3 separate regions of the Mus musculus genome follow, and regions 2 and 3 are each linked to region 1. Evidence: chromatin loops called from intact Hi-C (ENCODE). Cell type or tissue: heart. All regions are shown on one strand.

Region 1 (5,000 bases):
CCCTGTGCAAAGCCCCTACTGAGCTCAAGCGGCCAGCTCCCGGGCAAGGCACCAAGGAGTCCCTCCATGGGGTGTCTGCCCAGGGCACCCTCACACACCCACCCCACCTGTCAGAGAGCTCCTGAAGATAGCCGTGAAGGCCAGCAGCTGTGTCCAGGTGTCTACAGCCAGCCCCAGAGAGAGCAGCCCAGAGCTGCCTCCTCCTCCAGAAGGAGCTGTGGGGAGAGGAGGCAGGATCTAGGGGCTTGGGTTACACACTTGAACTCTTGGACAAGTCAGAAATAACGCAGCAGCTGGTGGGGTGGAGCCTCCGCAGCCCTGCTACCAAGGAGCTGCACTCGGGGAATGAGGGAGCGAGCGCAGGACTGACAGGCTAAGGACAGTCCTCACACCATCTCCTCTCGGTGCCCCGTGAGTCCTAGACAGGAACATGCTGGACAAGGCAATCCTCTATGCCAAGGGCGTACCCAGGAATGTGCCAAAGCCTCGGCAGCAGCTCCCAAGTATCTACGCGTCAGCCGCTCAAAAGCCTAATGGGGCCCTCGCCCTGAAAGCCCACATAACAGGTTGAAAACCTGTCCAGATGGGGCTGACATCATGCCTGAATACTCGGCACAGCACAGGATTCCTTCCATAGTCTTTGTATCCACCCTTGGAGCCCTAGGACCCACACTCCTCTCCTCTGTGCTCCACTCCCTTCAAACTCAGCCTGGGCTCAGAAAAGGGCCAAGGTAACTACCAGGGCCTGGGAAAAGGCACAGCGGCCTCAGGCCTCGTCTCCAGGACACACCCCAGCCTGTGGGTAGCCTCACCTGCTACAGAACTCAGCAGAAAGTTCTGGGGTGGGCTGGTGAGATGGCTCAGTGGGTAAGAGCACCCGACTGCTCTTCTGAAGGTCCTGAGTTCAAATCCCAGCAACCACATGGTGGCTCACAACCATCCGTAACAAGAGTAACGAGATCTGACTCCCTCTTCTGGAGTGTCTGAAGACAGCTACAGTGTACTTACATATAAGCAATAAATAAATCTTTAAAAAAAAAATAAAGTTCTGGGGTATCTCTCCCTCACTTCACCTGTTCTCACTCTAGTTCAGGCACCAGTATTGCTGCTCTGGGGATGGACCACACTTGGCTTCCTGGTGGCTCCTACCTGGACCTTGAGTATGGATGCTGTGGCCCACGTCTCCTCCCTGATGCCTCCATCTGGACTACTGTTTGGCCTTGGCCTCACAGCCCACTCACATCCTCCACAGATCAGGAGAGACAACACTACCCCCAGCCTAGTCCTACCTGGAAATACATTTCCCAGTCCTGGCAGTTGCCCAGTGTGGTCAGCCTCTGCATCGGGTATCCACTCCCTGAGCCCAGAACTGGCTTCATCCAAGCCTCAAGGTACCTTTCCAGGGGAGCCAGTTGTGTGCCCTCACCTCTTGTCACACAGCCCTGTCACACTCTCCTAGCTCTCTGAGTGTCTTGTTGGGACGTCTGCTTATTGTCTCTTCCCTTTCTGCTGGAAAGCCAGGCTGCGTCTGCTCTACTTGCCCCTGTTCTCCTAGGGCCTGGCACCCAGCGGGCACTTGGTAAGTAGTGCCCGCCTGGCCAAATGGGGCAGGGAAGCGGTCTTCAGTGTCTCAGATACCCTCTCTCTACTGTATTCACACCAATTTGGAACCAGTGTTATTATATTAAGAGATTGAAGCAAGACCGGCATGGTGGTGCTTGCCTTGAATCCCAGCACTTGGGAGGCAGAGGCAGGCGAATTTCTGAGTTTGAGGCCAGCCTGGTCTACAGAGTGAGTTCCAGGACAGCCAGGGCTATACAGAGAAACCCTGTCTCGAAAAACAAAAAAACAAAAACAAATAAACCGAAACAAAAAGCCTTCAAACTGGGAATCAGAGCTCTTAGGAGCAAGATCTTCCAACCCTGTCCTGTGCTCAAAGGCTGGTCTGCCCCTAAGAAGCAGTGACATACCAAGAACAGCCACTAGAGGACGCCATACACCAGAGCATTGGAGCTTTCAGGTTATCTTGGTAACCCAAGAAGAATCCTGCTGTCCACCCCCAAGGGAAGTTCTCACAAAGCACACTCCAATCACAAGTGGGTCCCAGGGAACTCATATCTGCTCACTCAGGGGCTGTCATGTCATTGCTAGCTGGAGAAACACATTGTTCAGCAGTGTGCAGTCATTTTACACAGGGTGTACATCACGGCACCACAGCCTTACCCTCTATCCCAAAGAATGGCACACCCCATCCTGCTCGCTCACTGCTGCCCCCCCACCCCCCCGGGCTGTGAGCTCTCGGGGCTTATAGCAGCCGGGCTCCATGGGGTCTTCTTACTTCAATGTGCTTGCCTGGCACAACACTGTCTCCTAAACGTCAGAAGAGTCCTGACAGCGTTTCTAAAACTTCTTGCCATCTTGCATTCTGTTTACATGTATTTCTTTCTTTGTGTGTTTGTGTGCTCACCACGGTGCGTGCACATGTGAAGGCAGAGAAGACAACTTTCCGGGTCAGTTTTCTCCCAGGGATTGAACTCTCAAAGGACGTGGTAGCGAGTGTCCGCTGGTGGTGTTCCCGCCCTGCTTTGCTGCCCCTGCCTTGCTGCACGATGGGAAGGAACGCCCAGGGCTGGCTCTGGGATGGAAAGTGGAGCACAGGTCCCTGCCCTTCACATTCCAGGCCAAACGCTCTAGGATGCGAGTCTGTCCTAATTCACAGTAAAGGTGTCAATGTGCAAAAATGAATCATTGAAGAGAATGAATCACAATCGCCCCAGACAGACGTGCCACAAGCACATCATAGCACGCTTGGGTTTGTTGCCTACTGAAGCGAATATGTTATTAAATTTTGATCCTGGTTCTGTCAGGAAGTACATTAATGTCACTGGAGGATTCCTAGTTTCCCCTGTAGGGATTAAGAACTGGTCTCCATTAAAATGTGCCTAAATTACATAAGCTCACACTGCAATTAATTTAGATACTAATTATTCATCCAAGCTCAGAATCAAAAGAAATGATGCATCTTGGTAATGGCTTCAGCTATCCCTACACACTCCACCCCTAAAAACAGGCCAGCGCTTCCTTTCCACTAAGAAAATTTCTCAGGAGTCAGAAGAGAAACAGACAGGGAAAGTGGAAAGAAACAACAGGCAGTTGTCAATTATGCTAATGAAGGGGAGGGGTGAGGTCTGCGGTTTCCTATTATGTGGTGGTAAACCACATGTTATGTATAAAGTTGTGCCACGCCAGAAAATTCCATCTGACAGAGAACATACAAATACTAGAGATTAAGACACACAGACAGGCACTGCATGCACACGCAGCTGGTAGTTCTGAGGCTGCCCCTCTGCTGCAGGAAGCAAGGTTGGTCAAGGAAAAGAGGCTCCCAATCGCTGTGCAGGATCTACACAGGGAAAAGAACTGTGAGGTCACTGGCTGACACGGGCACTGGAGTGTGGGAGACATCAGGACACAGGCGTTGTATTCCCACCCAGCTACACGGACCAACATGGACCAGGCGGTGGCACTCTGGAAGAGTTAGGAGGCAGTGCACGGGGAGCGGGAGCTGCCATGTAGGTCTCTATCAGCTGATAAGGAGCCGACAGGCTGGCCCCCCTTTGACCTGCTTGAGTGACCCTGGACACCGAGCCACTTGTGCTCCCTATTATTTATAAACCTGAAGCTAATGCTGTTTGCACACTCACATTTATTTAAAAAACAAACATTAGTTTATAACAATGGGGGTCTTGCATCTGCTTAGAAAAATATAAAACAGAAAGAAGCCTTAAGCACAGGCTGGACCCTTCGGGGCACAAGGGTGGCGGTCCTCTGGGGTGCACCAATTGCCTTTCACAGTAAACCACACTAGGAAGCTGGGTGTGATGGCTCTCACCTGCAATCCCAGCACTTGGGAAGTAACAGGAGGATGCCACATGCTTGAACCAGCCTGATCCACACACTGAGTCCCCAGCCAACCACAGAAAGACAGTAACATACTCTGCCAAAAACCTAAACAAAACACTCACCATGAGGGCCAGGCATGGAGGCTTCCCTCTAACTTGGGACTACCCTGAGCTATGTAGTGAGTTTTGAGTCAACCAAGACTATAAAATAAGAACCTGTGTCACAAATATTTTTTTTTAATTTTTTCTTTTTGGAGACCAGGTCTTTGTACATAGCCTTGGCTGTCCTGGGACTCACTATGTAGACCAGGCTGTCCTCAAACTCACAGAAATCCACCTGCCTCTGCCTCCCAAGAGCTGGGGCTAAAGGCCTGTGCCACCATGTCTGGTTCAAAAGTAATTTTTTTTTTTTTTTTTTTTTGTTTTTTTCAAGACAGGGTTTCTCTGTGCAGCCCTGGCTGTCCTGGAACTTACTCTGTAGACCAGGCTGGCCTCGAACTCAGAAATTCACCTGCCTCTGCCTCCCAAGTGCTGGGATTAAAGGTTTGCGCCACCATGCCCGGCTCTCAAAAGTAATTTTTAAAGCATTTGACAATTTTTTTAAAAAACAAGCTAGGCAGAGTGAAGGAGCTAGACAGAGTGGCTCACAGCTGCAAGCCTAGGCAGAGTGGCTCACAGCTGCAATCCTAGGCAGAGTGGCTCACAGCTGCAATCCCACCACTCGGATGCTGAGGGAGCAGGACTTCTGAGGCCATCCTCAACTACATAATGAGTTTGAGGCCAGCCTGGGCTACAGCAGACCCTATTTCCAAAACACAAAAAGGCAACATACACACAGATACATCCCATACAGACACACAGACACATCCTACACAGACACACAGACACATAGACATACAGATATACACATACACACATACAAAGACACCCCCCCACAGACACACTCAGACAAGACATACACACAAACACATCCCCATAAAGGCAGATACACAGACAGGCAGACACAGACAGACACACACACACACACCCCACAAGGGCATGAGAGCTGGGCATGTGGCTCAGGGATAAGTAAGGCACTTGCCTAGCTTGCATAAATAA
Region 2 (5,000 bases), 57 kb after region 1:
GAATTCCTCTTACCAGTTGCATCCCACTGAGTTCATCTACCAAAGTCATATTTCCTGACATAATCTTCTTCAGCGAATCGTTGAACTCACTCAGCTGCTCCAAAGTTTCCTTTTTAGTTTCTTCATATTCATCCGCATCGAGCTCCTCCCTAAGTCACAGCTCACGTCAGAATGCAGAAATGTACACCACAAGTTTCAAAGCATGACAATCTTAGCAGCTGTTCTAGAGCAAGCTGGAGGGAAACACCAATCGCTTGCGGTGCACATGTCCCCCGAGTTACACTTCTGGCATTTCCGCTGCCTTTCAGTGAGGTTAAACTCAGGATGAGAGTGCCATCTCCCCTCGCCCCGGTCAACTTTTACTGATTTGAGTCACACTTCAAGCACATGGTGACTTCTCTTATGCATCAACGGCACAGCCTAGGGCGACCAAGTACAGAAAGCCAAACCTCAGCTTACCTATTCAACTCCAGAGAATGATAGTACAGTGCTACTACGATTCTTATGGAGACTAAACAAAATAAAGTGCCTGGCATCTAGTTATAGCTAAACAGTTTCTATTAGCATCAGACTCTTCAGTGGTAGGAAGCACCTTGTGTACCCTGCAAACAACAACAACACATCTGTCATCTGAGTAAAAGGTTATTTTTATTCTCCAGGCAAGCCGCTTATTAAATATTTACTACAAGTAACAGCAGCTCCGCTCAGAGAACTACCATTTATGGAGTGCTCAATTGGGCCAAGCACTGTTTTGCCTCCTTCGTTTTAACATTTGTAACATCCTTACAAGGCTATTAACAGCTACGATTATTAGTATGCTTGTTTTCTTCTGCTTTATTGAAACAGTGACTCATGTAGCAGGCTGGCCTGGAGCTCTCCACGAAGTGAAGCACGCGCTCCTACCCGCATGCATCTGCCTCACTGCTGGGATTACAGGAGAGCAGCACCTCCCTTCCCGTCCCTCTTCTTCTTCTTCTTCTTCTTCGATGCTGGGCATTGGGCTCAGAGCCTCTAGCTGTTAGGCACCCACTCATCCACAGAGCCTTACCCCCGTCCCCAGCCTAATCATAGTATTTTTAGCAATTAGTTCATACTAGGCAAAGCTGTTTAAAATACTAAAGACAAAGGAAACATTATTTCCAGGAGCTTAAGTATTTTAAGTCTTCCATAGCTGAGGCTTTATGACTACAGAGCTTGACAAGTTTGCTTCTACAAACCAAGTGCTGTAAAATACTACAGAAGAGACCAAAGTCACACGCGGGCTTCAGGCTTGCATCCACGGAGCCTGACCTCTCTTCGTACAAACAAGTGTTTACGGAGTGAGAACATATAGTTATAACTTACCTGCATTCCTCCAGGTCTTGTAACTGCTGCATCAGTCTATCCAACTGCTCTTCTAAATTCTGCTTTAGTTTGCTTGTCTCTGTCTTTCCTCTGGAAGCCATTTTAATCACTGTAAGAACAATAAGCCCACATGAGTACACTGTATTTGGTTACTTGGGAAGATTCAACATATTGGTGCAATTCAAAATTAAGAAAATCTAAAATGCTGGGTGGCAGATTTCTGAGTTCGAGGCCAGCCTGGTCTACAGAGTGAGTTCCAGGACAGCCAGAACTACGCAGAGAAACCCTGTCTAGAACCACGCCCCCCAAAAAAAGAAAAAGAAAAAAGTAAATTATGAAAATGTAAAATGAAAAGAACATATTTTTTCTAAGATTACAGGTATGTGCTAACATGCCCAGACTTGTTTTTCTTCCCCCAGAACAGGGGATTGAATCCAGGCGCTCATTCCTGCTAAGCAAGGACTCTACCATTAAGATAAATCCCCTGCACAGTAAGTTATTACTGTTTAACACAAAAATTTATCTCTTCTTGGGGGAAATGGAGGAACCAGAATGCTACATATACGCTACGCCAGACTGCACTCCCAAGCTGCAATACAGTCTCAAAAGGCAAAGTTATTCTGAATAAATTTAAGGAAAAATAAAGGCTTGTACAACAAACAAACAAAAAAAAAAAAAACAAAAACAAAAAAAAAAAAACAAAGCAACAACAAAAAAACTTTAACCACACTACAGATTTAGACCAGAAAGATTTGACTCACTGGCACCACCTAGTATTGAATAAAAGTGATGCGTTTCCTTTGAGACTGCCGAAATGGCCAACACTGTCATCTGGAGTGGAATATATTCATTCACGCTCACCGGGGTTCCAGTATCCTGTCCCGTGCACGGTGCTCAAAACTCGCCAACTGTCGGAGCTCTGAGTGTCATCAATTTGAGGAAAGCGAAGTTGTCATAAAGTTTACCGGAGGCTCAAACTTCAAACCTCCTGGGGTGGAGCTGGCTAGAACAAGGTAAAACTGTTAAGAGTTTTATTTGCTGTGTCTGAACTTGGCCTACAGCTGTCCAGATCACTTCCCGCTAAGCAGACTGTAACTGAAATACGTTCTCCATTCCTAGGAAGACGCGGGAGAGGCCACTGAATCCCTGGGCTGTGCCTCCCGTAGCTTTTGCCGAGTCTCCTCTGGGTGAGGCCACAGCACTCGGGACTCGGCTTGAGGAAAACTGTCCAACTCAGACGCACGAGAAGGCAAGGGCAGAAAGCACACCTTCTCAGGGACGGAGGTGAGCAAAGCCCGGGCCCGGGACCACCGGAGCAAAAATAAGGCAGAGCCGGACCGCACGCTCGGATGCCGGCCTCCTCCCCGCGGACAGACGAACTCCAAGCTCCCGCCGAGGTGTGCAGGTCCCGCCAAGGCCGGGCTCCAGCAGGCCCGGTGGTCACCTGAGGAGGCGGGGAGTCCTACGCCTGCGAAACGCTTCTCCGTCCTCCCTGATCGGAAAACAGGACAACCTCCTTCGCCCTCCCGATCCCCGCCTGCCGCCCGCTAGCGGATCCCAGGGTTTGGAACCAGGGGCCCCGCCTACCTGACTCCCCGGCCTGGCGGACCGCATGGAGCGAGCACTTCCGCTGGATTCGCGCACTTCCGGCTGTGTGGGGCCAATGAGAGCAAGGCGGCGGTGTTCCCTGCGCTGGCGTCCGGGCCGAGGTTGTCTCCTGGAGGACTAGGGCCGTTTGGCCTTCAAGGCCTGGTAAGCAACCCACCGAGGTCCTAGGAGACGAGCCTGTGCGAGCGTTAGCCCGGTGACCCGTACTTTGCCAAGCAAGGGACAATGCACAATGGCTGGGCCTTTAGAGACTTTTGTAACGGTCCCTGGGGCCAGCTCTTCATAGTCAACTCTTGCCCTTTAGTTCTTGGAACCAAAAAGTTGGTAACTTTCCTGTGACCTTGGTGCAGGTCAGTTCCCCCACTTGGGGTGGCCTGGATTCTTCCTCTCTAGAGATTTCTTGAGAGCAGACGCCCATGAACTTAGAGGGATGTGGGTGAGAGGCAATGGGGGAAAGCCAGTGCTGAGAAGGACATTCCCTTTTAGTCGTTTCCAAATCTGGGAAAGAGCAAGCCCACACAGCCTTTGAGAACCAGTTAAATTGCTGCTGAGTGGACTGTAAACTGTTACCAGGGAGCTGAGTGGAGAAAGGGCTATGCCAGCCCTTTGGGACCCAGATCCTGAGTCCCAAATGTCGGATATTGAGCTACACTGTTGGATTCTGGGTTTGCTTAATTGTGATTATTCCTATTCTCTGGTTCTGCCCTTTTGGGATTAGAAAGTATGAAACTTATTTTGATTTTACAGGAGCTCATGATTAAAAGACTTGGACTTTTAAAGAGACTCGGAACTTTAAAAGTTTTGAAATTTTGAAAGACTGAGAATTTTGAAAGTTGGTCTATGCTTTTGTTTTATAATGTTAACAGGGACTTTGGAGACAAGAAATCGAAAGGTTATAGCTTACAGTGATGCCTTTGTGAAGTTGAAGGGGGGGGGGTGTTAGAAGTTCATAGTTAAGCCGGGCGTGGTGGCGCAGGCCTTTGATCCCAGCACTCGGGAGGCAGAGGCAGGTGGATTTCTGAGTTCGAGGCCACCCTGATGTACTGGGCTGTATAAGAAAGCCAGCTTCCTAGGTGCTGGGCATTGGCACTAAAGAGGCAGAGATGGAATGATATCTCTGAGTTCAGGGCCAGTCTGGTCTACAGACTGAGTTTAAGCCAGGAGGCAGCAGCATTCATTCCTCAGTAGTGTCTGCTTCAGGTTCCTCCTAGAGCCCGTGCCCCAATTCTTTCAGTGATGGACTGACCTGGAAGTATAAGGCAAAAGAACCCTTCCTCCCCAAGTTGCTTTTGGTCAGAGTGTTTTGTCACAGCAGCAGAGTGAGGCTCAGACACTGGCTATATGTTCTACAAAATAATTGGCTGTAGTAATATGAAAGATTGTTGTAACCCATAAAGAGATTCTCTTTATCCAAAAGTTCCCACAACGTAAAGAATGTATAGATTGATCTTGGTGAGATCTTAGGTCTGCACGACTGTTTTCCTGTGAAGCTTCACTTTGCTGAGATGAGCGATTTCTTTTGACAATGTCCACTTCTGCCGGTGTCATCGGCTCAGATTCTAATGTCCCTATTTTATAAGATCCGAGGTTTATAGGAAGTCATTGTAGCAATCTTGAGAGTATTGTGTAGACACTCACTCCTCCTTCGTATGAAGGTGTTTTTAATGGCGATCCTGTGGTATCAGTTGACCAATCGTTTCCCGCTTCTTCAGCACTCATTAAGCAACTTCTATGATGGCTAGTCTTGGCATGCTTTTTGCGTGGTTATGATGTGCAGCAGACATTTTATGTAGAAATGGCAGCTAGGTCATCTTGTGAGATGCTTGACGGTACACAGTGGTAATGCTGGGGCGGACTCAGTCAGCCCAGGTGTGTAAATGAGGCAGGAAACCAGCAGGACCTATGGGCTAGCTTCAGACTGTTGGCTTAGCATCTGGTCTTGGGCAGGTCACTTTGGACAGCCAGATGAGCCCCATGCCAGAAAAAAGCACTGCAGGACAGAGCACAGTGTCTAATAAGGTGGAGCAGGACTCAGGTGAGAAGGATGC
Region 3 (5,000 bases), 400 kb after region 1:
CCCAGACACCGCTGGATGTCGCGGAAGAGCTGAGAACAAAGTGAGGGTCCTGGGGGGGCAGCTCTGTCAGCCCCAGGACCGAAGGGAGAAGGGGCGGGGGTGGGGGGAGGCTCTGGGTGGTTTCTGGGCAGGCGAGAATCTGGCTCGCTCTAGCTCGGGCGGCTTGGGTTGGCTGGCGGCTGTGGCTAGAGCCCAGGGAGGCCTCCTGGAGGGAGGTTAGAGGCCTTTAGAGTGAAACTGCTCCATTGCTTTAGCCCAGTGGATCCTGATGAGAAGAGGCAGTCCATGGTTTCAAGGTGTTCATTGTAGAAAGGCAGAGAGAGAGAGAAGAGTAGACAAGTAGAGGCCGGCCATGGCCACGGAGAGAGGGGGAAGAGAGAGCAAGAGGGCTAAGGAGAAAGTAAGAGAAGCAAGAAAGGCAAGAGAGAGGAGGGGCCAAGAGGCTCCTTTTATAGTGGACTTGGCTACCTTGCTGTTGCCAGGTAACTGTGAGGGTGGAGTCAAGGCAGCCTACATGACTGATGGCCACAGAATTACGGAGCTGGGTTCTCCTGCCAGGAGCCCATGTCTGGGAACATGGCAAACGGGCCTTCTGTCCCTTGCAGATTAATCTGCGGGGTCTCTGGAGTTTGAACCTAGCTCCAGAAAACAGAACCAGAAAACAGGCCGCCTTTCGCAATCCCACAATTGCGCACTGCCGAAGAAGCCTGTTCGGCCAAGGCCGAGAGCATCGCAGCCTATGGGAATACACATAAATACTTAGGTTTTCCACATGTTTACTTAGTAAAACAACAGAGGTGGGTTTTCCCCAGAGCCTGTGGCCTCCTAGCCTAGGCTTGCTTGCTTGCTTATTTATTTATTTATTTATTTAAATGACAAGGTTTCACTGTGTAACTCCTGGGTTGTCTGGAACACAGTAGACCAGGTTGACCTTGAACTTACAGAGTTCTGGCAGCTTCTGCCTCCCAAGTGCTGGTATGAAAAGGTATGTGTGAGCCTGGGGAATCCAGTGCCCTGTTCTGACCTCCATGGCACAGAGTCAGAGGCAAACAGACAAGGCACACATATATGCAGGCAAAACCCCCATATATATAAAAGAAAATCTTTAACAAGCAAAGTTTGCCGGGCGTGGTGGCGCACGCCTTTAATCCCAGCACCCGGGAGGCAGAGGCAGGAGGATTTCTGAGTTCGAGGCCAGCCTGGTCTACAGAGTGAGTTCCAGGACAGCCAGGGCTACACAGAGAAACCCTGTCTCAAAAACACCCAAAAAAAAAAAAAAAAAAAAAAACCCAAAGTTTAAGATCACCCTGAGCTATATAGCCAGTTTGAGGTGCAGGAGACAACATTGTCTCAAAAAACCAACCAAGCCAAATAAAAACAAAAACAAAAACAGAGAGGGGGGAGGAGAGGGAGGAGAGGGAGAGAGAGAGAGAGAGAGAGAGAGAGAGAGAGAGAGAGAGAGAGAGAGGTGATAACTGGACAATCTCAGACCAGAAGTGCCTGTCAATAGCACACATTCTGCAATCTTCAGAAAATCCCACCGGCCAGCAAGGTAGCAGTGGTAAACCCTTTAATCCCAGCCCTGGGGAAGCAGAGGCAGGTGGATCCCCCAGTTTGGGTCTATCCTGGACCACAGAGTAACCCTGTTTCAGAAAAAGAAGGGAAGAAAGGAAAGAGAAAGAAAATACCACTTGCCAAACACACCTCTCCCAGAGAGGAAACTTGGATATGTGGCTGAGATGGGGAATGTGTGCCTCATCTGGGATTTCCTGAGGTCACATATGTAAGACAGTGTGTGTCAGGCCTAAGTGCTCCACATGTTGAGTGACTGGTTAGTCCTCTTGCTCTCTCTGAACTCAGCGGTCTCATCATCTCAGACTGTCAGATGGGTCAGAAGAGGTTAAGCTGTCCAACCAACATAGCAGGAGCCTGAATCCCGGCAATCTGATGCCAGGGGCCGGACAATGAGACGGCCCTCTCCTTATGTACAAACCAGATATTTGTACATAAATGCCTCTCAGTCGTTTGTCACAAGAAGTGTACACCTACTATGTGCTAGGTGCCATTTCCCCAGTGGTGAGAGAGACAAGCAGGAAATCCTGACTTGCTATTTGTTAATGGAGACTGCTTTTCAAATCCGTACTTTCCAGTTCAGTGTACGGGAAAACCAATTAAAAAAAAAAAAAGAGGTTTAATTGAGCTGATATTTGCGGTTTCCTGTTAATGCAGCTAAAAGGGGCTCAGGAAGTCTTTAGTGTCTTACGTGTGCTAAGGATGCTGGGAAGTGAGCAGAGGTTATGAAGGTGGACATAAGAGCTTGGCTCTTCAGGAGCAAATCTGGCCTCTACCCACTTGCAAGCAGTTTAATCCTGTGAAGAACTCTTTTGTCCCTGTAGCTATTTCTCCTTGTGAAGTGGGCCTCACATAGGCAGATGAGACAGAAAGCCAGCGCCTAGGATCATGAGGGAACAAAGCCAGCACTCTCTGCTAACTACAAATACCGGGCAGCCCCAACTTTGATCACAGTGGAACAATGGTGACACCTAGTGGCCATTCTGGGATCCTGGGCCATCAGTTGGAAAGTGGGCCAGCATCCTGCAATAAGCTGCTTCAGAGTTTTATACTCTCAATTTCCACAGGTCATCACAGTAATGTTCACTAGCCCTGGGAATTGACCGCTTCAACACGAGATAGCATGTAGGGGACACAGAGTGGGACTGGCTGAGAGGTGATAGTCACTGATTTTGTCTTTCTGAGACCATTTTGCTCAGGTAGCCAGAGCTGGCTTTGAGCTCACTATCTCCCTGCCTCAGCCTAAGGTGTTCACCACCATCCTGGCAATGTAGATGATTTTCATAGGGAGACGCTGCTGAGGTAATGGGGAGACTGGAGTGATTAAGCCCTCCGGAGGTGCCGGGTGGTGGTGGTGCACGCCTTTAATCCCAGCACTCGGGAGGCAGAGGCAGGCGAATTTCTGAGTTCGAGGCCAGCCTGGTCTACAGAGTGAGTTCCAGGACAGCCAGAGCTATACAGAGAAACCCTGTCTCGAAAAAACAAAACAAAACAAAACAAAACAAAACAAAAAAACAAAAAAAGAGAAGACCTCCAGAGGCTTAAAACATGGATGATCAAACTTAATGATCTGGGGTCCTGCTGCTGTGGAGAATGGAGTCTAGCTCTAGGTGGAGACAGACCCTTGTCTCCTCTCTTAGGGCTGACACAGTGGGACAGCTCAGGGACCTGCCAGGGGACACTCCTATGGAGGCAAGTTCACCTTAAGGCTTTTCCTGGCCGGGATTCCTGCTCCCTAGCGCCACTCTTACTGCTGCCAGGGTGTCCTGCCCTCTGTCCCCTTCTTGACTCCTCCCTCAGAATTGTTCTCTTCTCTTCTGTCTTCCTCTTTCTGGCGCTGGCAGAGCCTAACTCGGGTGTTTCAGGCTTCCCTGTTCTTTTAGAAAAGCTCTGTCTTTGTAGATGATAAACCAGCCTGCCTCCATCTTGGGCTTAAAAGACATTTTATAGTAAAGGCAACTGAGGTTCATTCCTGTTTACCATTTAATCTGTTTCTCAAGGAGTGCTCTATGCCCCACCTGAAACCTTAACTACAAATGGTTACTGTACTGTACTGCCTGTACCAAGAAATGGCAACCATAGCTTTGCTTTTAAAAGTTATTATAGGCTTTCTGCGCTACCCGGGGACGGGTCTATACGGCGTTGTTCTTGATTCCCATCGTAACTTAAAGGGAAACTTACACAATGTCCGGAGCCCTTGACGTCCTGCAGATGAAGGAGGAGGATGTCCTCAAATTCCTTGCTGCGGGAACCCACTTAGGTGGCACCAACCTTGACTTTCAGATGGAGCAGTACATCTACCAAAGGAAAAGTGACAATATCTACATCATAAACCTGAAGAGGACCTGGGAGAAGCTGTTGCTCGCAGCTCGAGCTAGCTATTGTTGCCATCAAGAACCCTGCTGACGTCAGCGTCATCTCCTCCAGGAACACAGGCCAGCGAGCTGTGCTGAAGTTTGCTGCTGCCACAGGAGCCACTCCGATTGCTGGCCGATTCACACCTGGGACCTTCACTAACCAGATCCAAGCAGCCTTCAGGGAGCCACGGCTTTTAGTGGTGACCGATCCCAGGGCTGACCACCAGCCACTCACAGAGGCCTCTTATGTCAACCTGCCCACCATTGCTCTGTGTAACACAGATTCTCCCCTGCACTACGTGGACATTGCCATTCCATGCAACAACAAGGGAGCTCACTCAGTGGTTCTGATGTGGTGGATGCTGGCCAGGGAAGTACTCCGCATGCGAGGTACTATCTCCCGTGAGCACCCCTGGGAGATCATGCCTGATCTTTACTTCCACAGAGACCCAGAGGAGATTGAGAAGGAGGAGCAGGCTGCTGCTGAGAAGGCTGTGACCAAGGAGGAATTCCAGGGTGAGTGGACAGCACTAGCTCCTGAGTTCACTGCTGCTCAGCCTGAGGTGGCCGACTGGTCTGAGGGTGTGCAGGTTCCCTCTGTGCCCATCCAACAGTTCCCCACGGAAGACTGGAGTGCACAGCCAGCCACTGAGGATTGGTCAGCAGCTCCCACAGCGCAGGCCACTGAGTGGGTTGGAGCCACCACTGAGTGGTCCTGAGCGGCTGTGCAGGTGCCTGAGCAAAGGGAAAAAAGATGGAAGGAAAATAAAGTTGCTAAAAGCTGAAAGAAAAAAAAAGTTATTATAGGGCTGGAGAGATGGCTCAATGGTTAAGAGCAGTGACTACATTTCTAAGAGGTCCTGAGTTCAATTCCCAGCAACTACGTGGTAGCTTACAACCGTTTGTAATGGGATTCGATGCCCTCTTCTGGTGTGTCTGAAAACAGCTACAGTGTAGTCATATAAATGAAATAAATCTTTAAAAAAAAACGCACAGAAAGAAGGGAGGGAGGGAGGAAGGAAGGAAGGAAGAAAGGAAGGAAGAAGAGGTTCTAAGTGGAAGCTTGATTTT

What was found. Hi-C counts contacts between places; a loop is a spot of excess contacts. Peaks named below come from ENCODE experiments on the same cell type or tissue, not always from the same donor. Only the 100,000 strongest peaks of a DNase experiment are listed, where the experiment ranks them.
Region 2: it touches region 1 in a loop (7-fold over the local background); 15 of 42 quality-filtered maps call a loop at or near these places.
Region 3: it touches region 1 in a loop (6-fold over the local background); 27 of 42 quality-filtered maps call a loop at or near these places.

Annotation. Positions count from the first base shown.
Region 1 is chr4:149,540,342-149,545,341 of GRCm38, reverse strand. The region is part of intron 2 of Ctnnbip1 (catenin beta interacting protein 1); the gene reads right to left. Among named protein-coding and RNA genes, the nearest start is that of Mir5616, 5.0 kb to the right of the region's middle. In heart, a CTCF peak has its summit at 1,983 (motif pointing right); a DNase peak (open chromatin) is centred at 1,991; H3K4me3 peaks cover 325 bases; H3K27ac peaks cover 1,528 bases.
Region 2 is chr4:149,483,205-149,488,204 of GRCm38, reverse strand. Nmnat1 (nicotinamide nucleotide adenylyltransferase 1) reads left to right here and starts at 2,995. Exons shown (of 5, transcript NM_133435.2): 1 at 2,995-3,096. Tmem274 (transmembrame protein 274) reads right to left here. Exons shown (of 6, transcript NM_001366402.1): 6 at 4,866-4,942. The coding sequence ends at 4,866. Lzic (leucine zipper and CTNNBIP1 domain containing) reads right to left here and starts at 2,939. Exons shown (of 7, transcript NM_026963.6): 1 at 2,206-2,939; 2 at 1,345-1,453; 3 at 14-149. The coding sequence starts at 1,445. In heart, CTCF peaks have their summits at 2,125 and 2,966; a DNase peak (open chromatin) is centred at 2,984; H3K4me3 peaks cover 2,410 bases; H3K27ac peaks cover 1,550 bases.
Region 3 is chr4:149,142,145-149,147,144 of GRCm38, reverse strand. It overlaps the pseudogene Rpsa-ps12. Among named protein-coding and RNA genes, the nearest start is that of Cenps, 7.0 kb to the right of the region's middle. In heart, a CTCF peak has its summit at 2,551 (motif pointing left); a DNase peak (open chromatin) is centred at 2,544; H3K4me3 peaks cover 209 bases; H3K27ac peaks cover 530 bases.